2 separate regions of the Homo sapiens genome follow, and region 2 is linked to region 1. Evidence: read pairs that join two places in POLR2A ChIA-PET (ENCODE). Cell type or tissue: Panc1. All regions are shown on one strand.

Region 1 (2,500 bases):
TGTCTTGATTCTCACTGACATTGAGACTAAATATGTTCCAAACATCCCTACCTCTTATTCTCCTATTTTTCTACTTTTTGCCGTCTCTCTTGCGTTGACATCGCCACCTAGCTAGTGGGAGACTACTGCAGTCACCATCATTAGTGTCCAAATCTACTGGTATCAGGTTTCAGAATGGCATGAGTGCTTAAAAATTACCTGAAAGGCTTGTTTTAATATTAATTTCTGTACCTCATTCTTGGAAACCTGTGCAGTTGGTCCGAGGGAAGGCTTGGGAATTTCTTTTTTTAACAAGCTAATGTGCTATCATCTTTGGGAAGGTGTAGACATGATCCGTATTGGTGGGATGAAAAAGAGATGTGGATCTTAATAAGATCCACAATGCAACTTATACTATAATACCATGAAATTCCATTGGCTTTATTGCCAGAAATCAGAGGTAATGGGCTCCACAGCTGTTTCCAAGATGCCCCCAGGATGTTGTCTTAAGGGTAGTTAGGAATGTTCTGCTTTGGCCTCCAGGCCATGTGTCCCAGGTGCTGAATTTTGGCAACTATTACTGCAACAACTTTTTTTTTTTTTTTTTTTTTTTTGAGACGGAGTCTTGCTCTGTCACCCAGGCTGGGGTGCAGTGGCGTGATCTCAGCTCGCTGCAACCTCTGCCTCCTGAGTTCAAGCGATTCTCCCGCCTCAGCCTCCTGAATAGCTGTGACTACAAGTGCACACCACCACGCCCAGCTAATTTTTGTATTTTTAGTAGAGATGGGGTTTCACCATGTTGGTCAGGCGGTCTTGAACTCCTGACCTCATGATCCACCCACCTCAGGCTCCCAAAGTGCTGGGATTACAGGCATGAGCCGCCGCACCCTACTGCAGCAACTGTTATAGGAAGAAATGCTGCTGTCTCTTATTTTGTCTCAACTATGAGGCAGGCTCTTTCTTTAATTCTTCATAGCACATCAGAAAACAGGTGCAAAATCTTAATGAGGCTTGCTGAAAGAGAAGCACAAAACAGAATAATTACCACACTGCACAGGCTCAGATTCATTCTAGGGCCCTTCTACCCCACTCTTGACCCACCCCTTCTATGAGGCCAAGTGCAACTTACCCTTCACTATGGAAATCACTCCAGACATCCCCATGGTTGAAATTCAGGCACAACTGATTTTCATCCTCAGAAAGAGAAGTTTTTCCTTACCTCGCTTTTGAAGCCCAGCCACCAGGTTTTCATTTTCTAATTCAGAATGATTGATGATAGGAATATTCATCCCTTTCTGGGAAAATCAACCCAAAGTATACTTTGTGGCACCACTAGGTCAATCATACAGTAATTTGATATCAAGACATATTCTGAAGTCTGGGCAATTCACTTAAATGATACCCATGTCAACTTCAACAGCCTAGTCCAGGTTTCAGTCTGCCCACTCAGTCCAGTTCCTTCTCAGTATCACTTCAGCAAAGGTTCAAAATCCTTGGGATGCAGCTCACTCAGAGTTACTTTGTCACACATCCCCTGGGCACAGTAAACGAATCAGATGTCCTTCAATAGACACAATAATCTCATGAGGTAGTTTTTTCATCAGAACCAACGGAAAGCAGAGAGGTAAAGTCATTTAACCAAGGTCAAGCCTCCAGGAATGCCTGGATTTGAACTGAGGCCTCGATTCCAAATTTGTGAATTTAACTATTTGAAACACTGAGGAAGTAGACTGGACATTGAGCTTGAATTTGTGTGTCAGGATTTAGAACAATAATTCCATTAATAGAGATGAGGCAAAAAGCCAGAAGAGAAGGTATGATGGAGGGGGAGGAGGGAGGGAGATGGCAAAGTCGATTTGGGCTATGAGCCCCTTGGCATCATTGGGTCCCTATCTCTTCTTTATGGTTCTGACTTGGCTTAATGGTTATTGTTCTGAAACACCTTTGTTTCCAAGTTAATCATCATCCTTGACTCTCCAGAGGCCATGTACCAGCCAGCGCTGTGGTGAAGCAGCCTGTTCGGGGAGCCAGTGGCAGGACGACAATCACAGCAATTGTCCAGACTGGCGGGGGCTGGAGCACCGGTCTCTTCAGTGTCTGCAGAGATAGGAGAATTTGTAAGTTTTTCCTCCTTATTTAAGTTCCTCCTTACTATTTTCTTTTCCAGGACATCAGTGAGTGGAAAACCTACAGCAGGCACAAGGACAGAAATTAAATGTTTTCAGAATAACTGGACTAATCTTTCAGTGACTCAAATGTACTCCTTGTCTGGAAAAATCTTGCTTTTCAGAGATATGGATGTTTTATAGAATAAGTGGTGCCTTCAAAGATTTCTAAATGACAGACTCCACTGTTGGCAAAGTGCACAAAATGAGCTTTCTTATCCACTGCTGGTGGGAGTGTAAATTGGTACAACTCTTCTGGGGGATGGTTTAGCAATCCATATAGAAAGAACCTCAGCTGTTGCATAGCTTTTGACCCAGTAATTACATTTTTAGGAGTTTAAGGAAATAAATCATGT
Region 2 (2,500 bases), 49 kb after region 1:
CCTTTTCTGATTTTTTTGTTAGCCAGTATAATTAACACATCATAAAGATTACTTAAATATCTTGGTTTTAAAAATTTGTCTCTCCCACTAGAATGTAAGCTTCTGTAAGCAGGAATTTTGTATATTTTGTTTACTGGTATTTCTCCAGTGCCTGGAAAAGTTCCTGCCATGTAGTTAGCACTCAATATTTGCCAATTAAATGAATTAAAGCATCAATTATAGACCTCAGTTTGCCCTTGGATATTTTACAACTTTGTAACAAATTTCAAGAACTTTTCTTTGAAAGGAAAAGCTATGATCTTTTATCCTGACTTTCTGCCATGTGAAGAAATCTTTTTATACAACTTTAGATCTATGAGGACTCAGGCCGACTTTGCCTGCACTCTTTCTAAAAAGAGAGTCCACCACCTCACCAGCTAGCCTGGTTGGAAAAATCTATGGGCTAGAAAAAGCTGCCTTTTATTGAACCAAGATGTTCTTGAACGTCTTGGTTTACTGAACCAAGACCAGTTGCATACACTGATCCACTCCACTGCCCCCTCTCAGAACAAATTTACTGCCCTGTTGACACAGTGTATTGTGATCCCTCTGTCCCTTGTCTTCTACAGGTTAAATAACCCCAGTTTCTTTATCGGTTTCTGCTATGATATAGTTTGCTGTCTCCTCACCATTCTTGCTGCCCTCCTCCGGACGTGGCAGCTCACCTAAATGAAGGTCCCCAAAAGTGGGCATATGACTAGGTCTGACCCGCACAGAATACAATGGGGCTCTTTCCCTGTGATTGTGACCCTCTGGTATGTCATAAAGACAGTGTTGGATGTGTGGTGGTAGCCTCACTGCCTTGAGACAGGGTTTGCTTGGGCTGATCGGGGGTGGAGGCAGGAGGAGTCATGGATAGTTTTGGGGTCTAGGTGCATTTGTGGCAGTGGTATGAGGTGGTAAGACAAAGAGGGGGTCAATGACATGAACAGTATGCCACACAATGTAAGAGATCGGGAAAAGCGGTGAGGGAGGAGGCCCTGCAGGGTTACTAGCATTTCATCTTGGGTGTGGAGGAAGAGGTAGGGGTCTCAGTTCATGGAAACTCTGATTAGGGGTCACTCTAGCAGCCTGAGAAGTTTCCCGAGGTGCTCTGGGGAAGTCATCTGACCACATTTTCCCATCACGCCACTAGATGGAGCATTGGGATAGAGGATGTGAAGTGGGGTTCCTGGGATTTGTGCAGAAGAAAACCTGACATCCAGTTCTTGAGCAAGTTGCTTAACTCTGCACACCATTTTCATCTGTAACATAATATCTACCTTAGAGGATTCTTGGGCACAGCCTGTGAGCTAAGAGATACAAAAGTGCTTGTAAGCTGTGAAGGGCTACGAAAAAGATAACTAGTTTTGCTATTTTGTTTTAAAAGAGATAGGCGGGTTATAGAGCAAAAAGCGCTTTCTTGGCCTGTTTTCTGAAAGAGCACTGGGTCTTCCACCAGTTCAACCCACAGATGGCCCCTGGCCTAGGGTGGCCCAACCTCCCAAAGTCTGGGATTGGAGGCGACACACCTGAAAATGGGGATGACGTAATTGTTTGGGAAGATGCCGACTCGCCCGGTGACCAAGGAGACGCCCCTGAGCCAGCCGTCCTGGCACTTCCCCAGGACCCTGACGCCTTCTCCCTTTTGCAGGTCCAGCTCATCGGGTCCATGGGCTGAGTAGGAGTGCAGGGCTACAAACCTGGGAAGACACAGAGAACTGGTGAGGGAGGAAGGAAGACGTGCCTGATGGGGGGCATGGAGTGGGGGAATGGTGGAGAGAGACTGCCCAGTGGTTAGCAATAAGAACCTTCTTGGTCGAGCGGGTGCGGTGGTTCTCACCTCTAATCCCAGCAGTTCGGGAGGCCAAGGCAGGTGGATCACCTGAGGTCAGGAGTTCGAGACCAGCCTGGCCAACATGGTGAAATACCATCTCTACTAAAAATACAAAAAATTAGCTGTGACTGAAGTCCACACAGGAATCAGGCAGGTAATATCCAAGTATGAGTCAGGGGGTAAAGACAATCAGGACTGATGAGGCTGTGGAGGTGGGAATAGCTACCTGATCAAAGGCATTCAGGAAACAATCCATTGGTTTGCCAGATTCAGGGATCACCAGTATATGGCCTCCAGGCATCTCAGACATCAGGAAGTCCCTCCAGACTCCAAGGACTGTGAGACATTGGAGCGTTTTATCAAAGGGAATGGGGGAGTGTTCTCTACAAGGTTTTTTTTGTTTTGTTTTTTCTTTCTAAAATGCTATATTTATTTTTTGCTGTTTACTAAACAACATGTATTTATGACCCAACATTTTGAATCTAAAGCAAGACAATAGAAATTGCTCAATACCCAATCTCCCAGTGATGTTGTGGTATATAATCTTCCAGTCTCTTTCTACTTTTGTAAAATAATGAGCTAAGAGTGATGTGGTTTGCTAATTTGTGTTGTCTTTTTTTTTTTTTGAGACAGGGTCTCACTCTG

The links. ChIA-PET counts read pairs that join two places held together with the same protein. Peaks named below come from ENCODE experiments on the same cell type or tissue, not always from the same donor. Only the 100,000 strongest peaks of a DNase experiment are listed, where the experiment ranks them.
Region 2: POLR2A ChIA-PET joins it to region 1 with 11 read pairs; 2 of 35 experiments call an interaction of 5 or more read pairs at or near these places.

What each region holds. Positions count from the first base shown.
Region 1 is chr5:146,097,752-146,100,251 of GRCh38, reverse strand. It overlaps PLAC8L1 (PLAC8 like 1), which reads left to right. Exons shown (of 4, transcript NM_001029869.3): 2 at 1,960-2,096. Among named protein-coding and RNA genes, the nearest start is that of PLAC8L1, 6.6 kb to the left of the region's middle. In Panc1, a CTCF peak has its summit at 75; no DNase peak of the experiment used is centred here.
Region 2 is chr5:146,048,296-146,050,795 of GRCh38, reverse strand. SH3RF2 (SH3 domain containing ring finger 2) reads right to left here. Exons shown (of 10, transcript NM_152550.4): 7 at 1,551-1,721. The region is part of intron 1 of LOC107986458 (a long non-coding RNA gene); the gene reads left to right. Among named protein-coding and RNA genes, the nearest start is that of PLAC8L1, 56 kb to the left of the region's middle. RefSeq lists an enhancer at 1,623-2,123. In Panc1, CTCF peaks have their summits at 918 and 1,171 (motif pointing right); a DNase peak (open chromatin) is centred at 1,225; H3K27ac peaks cover 291 bases.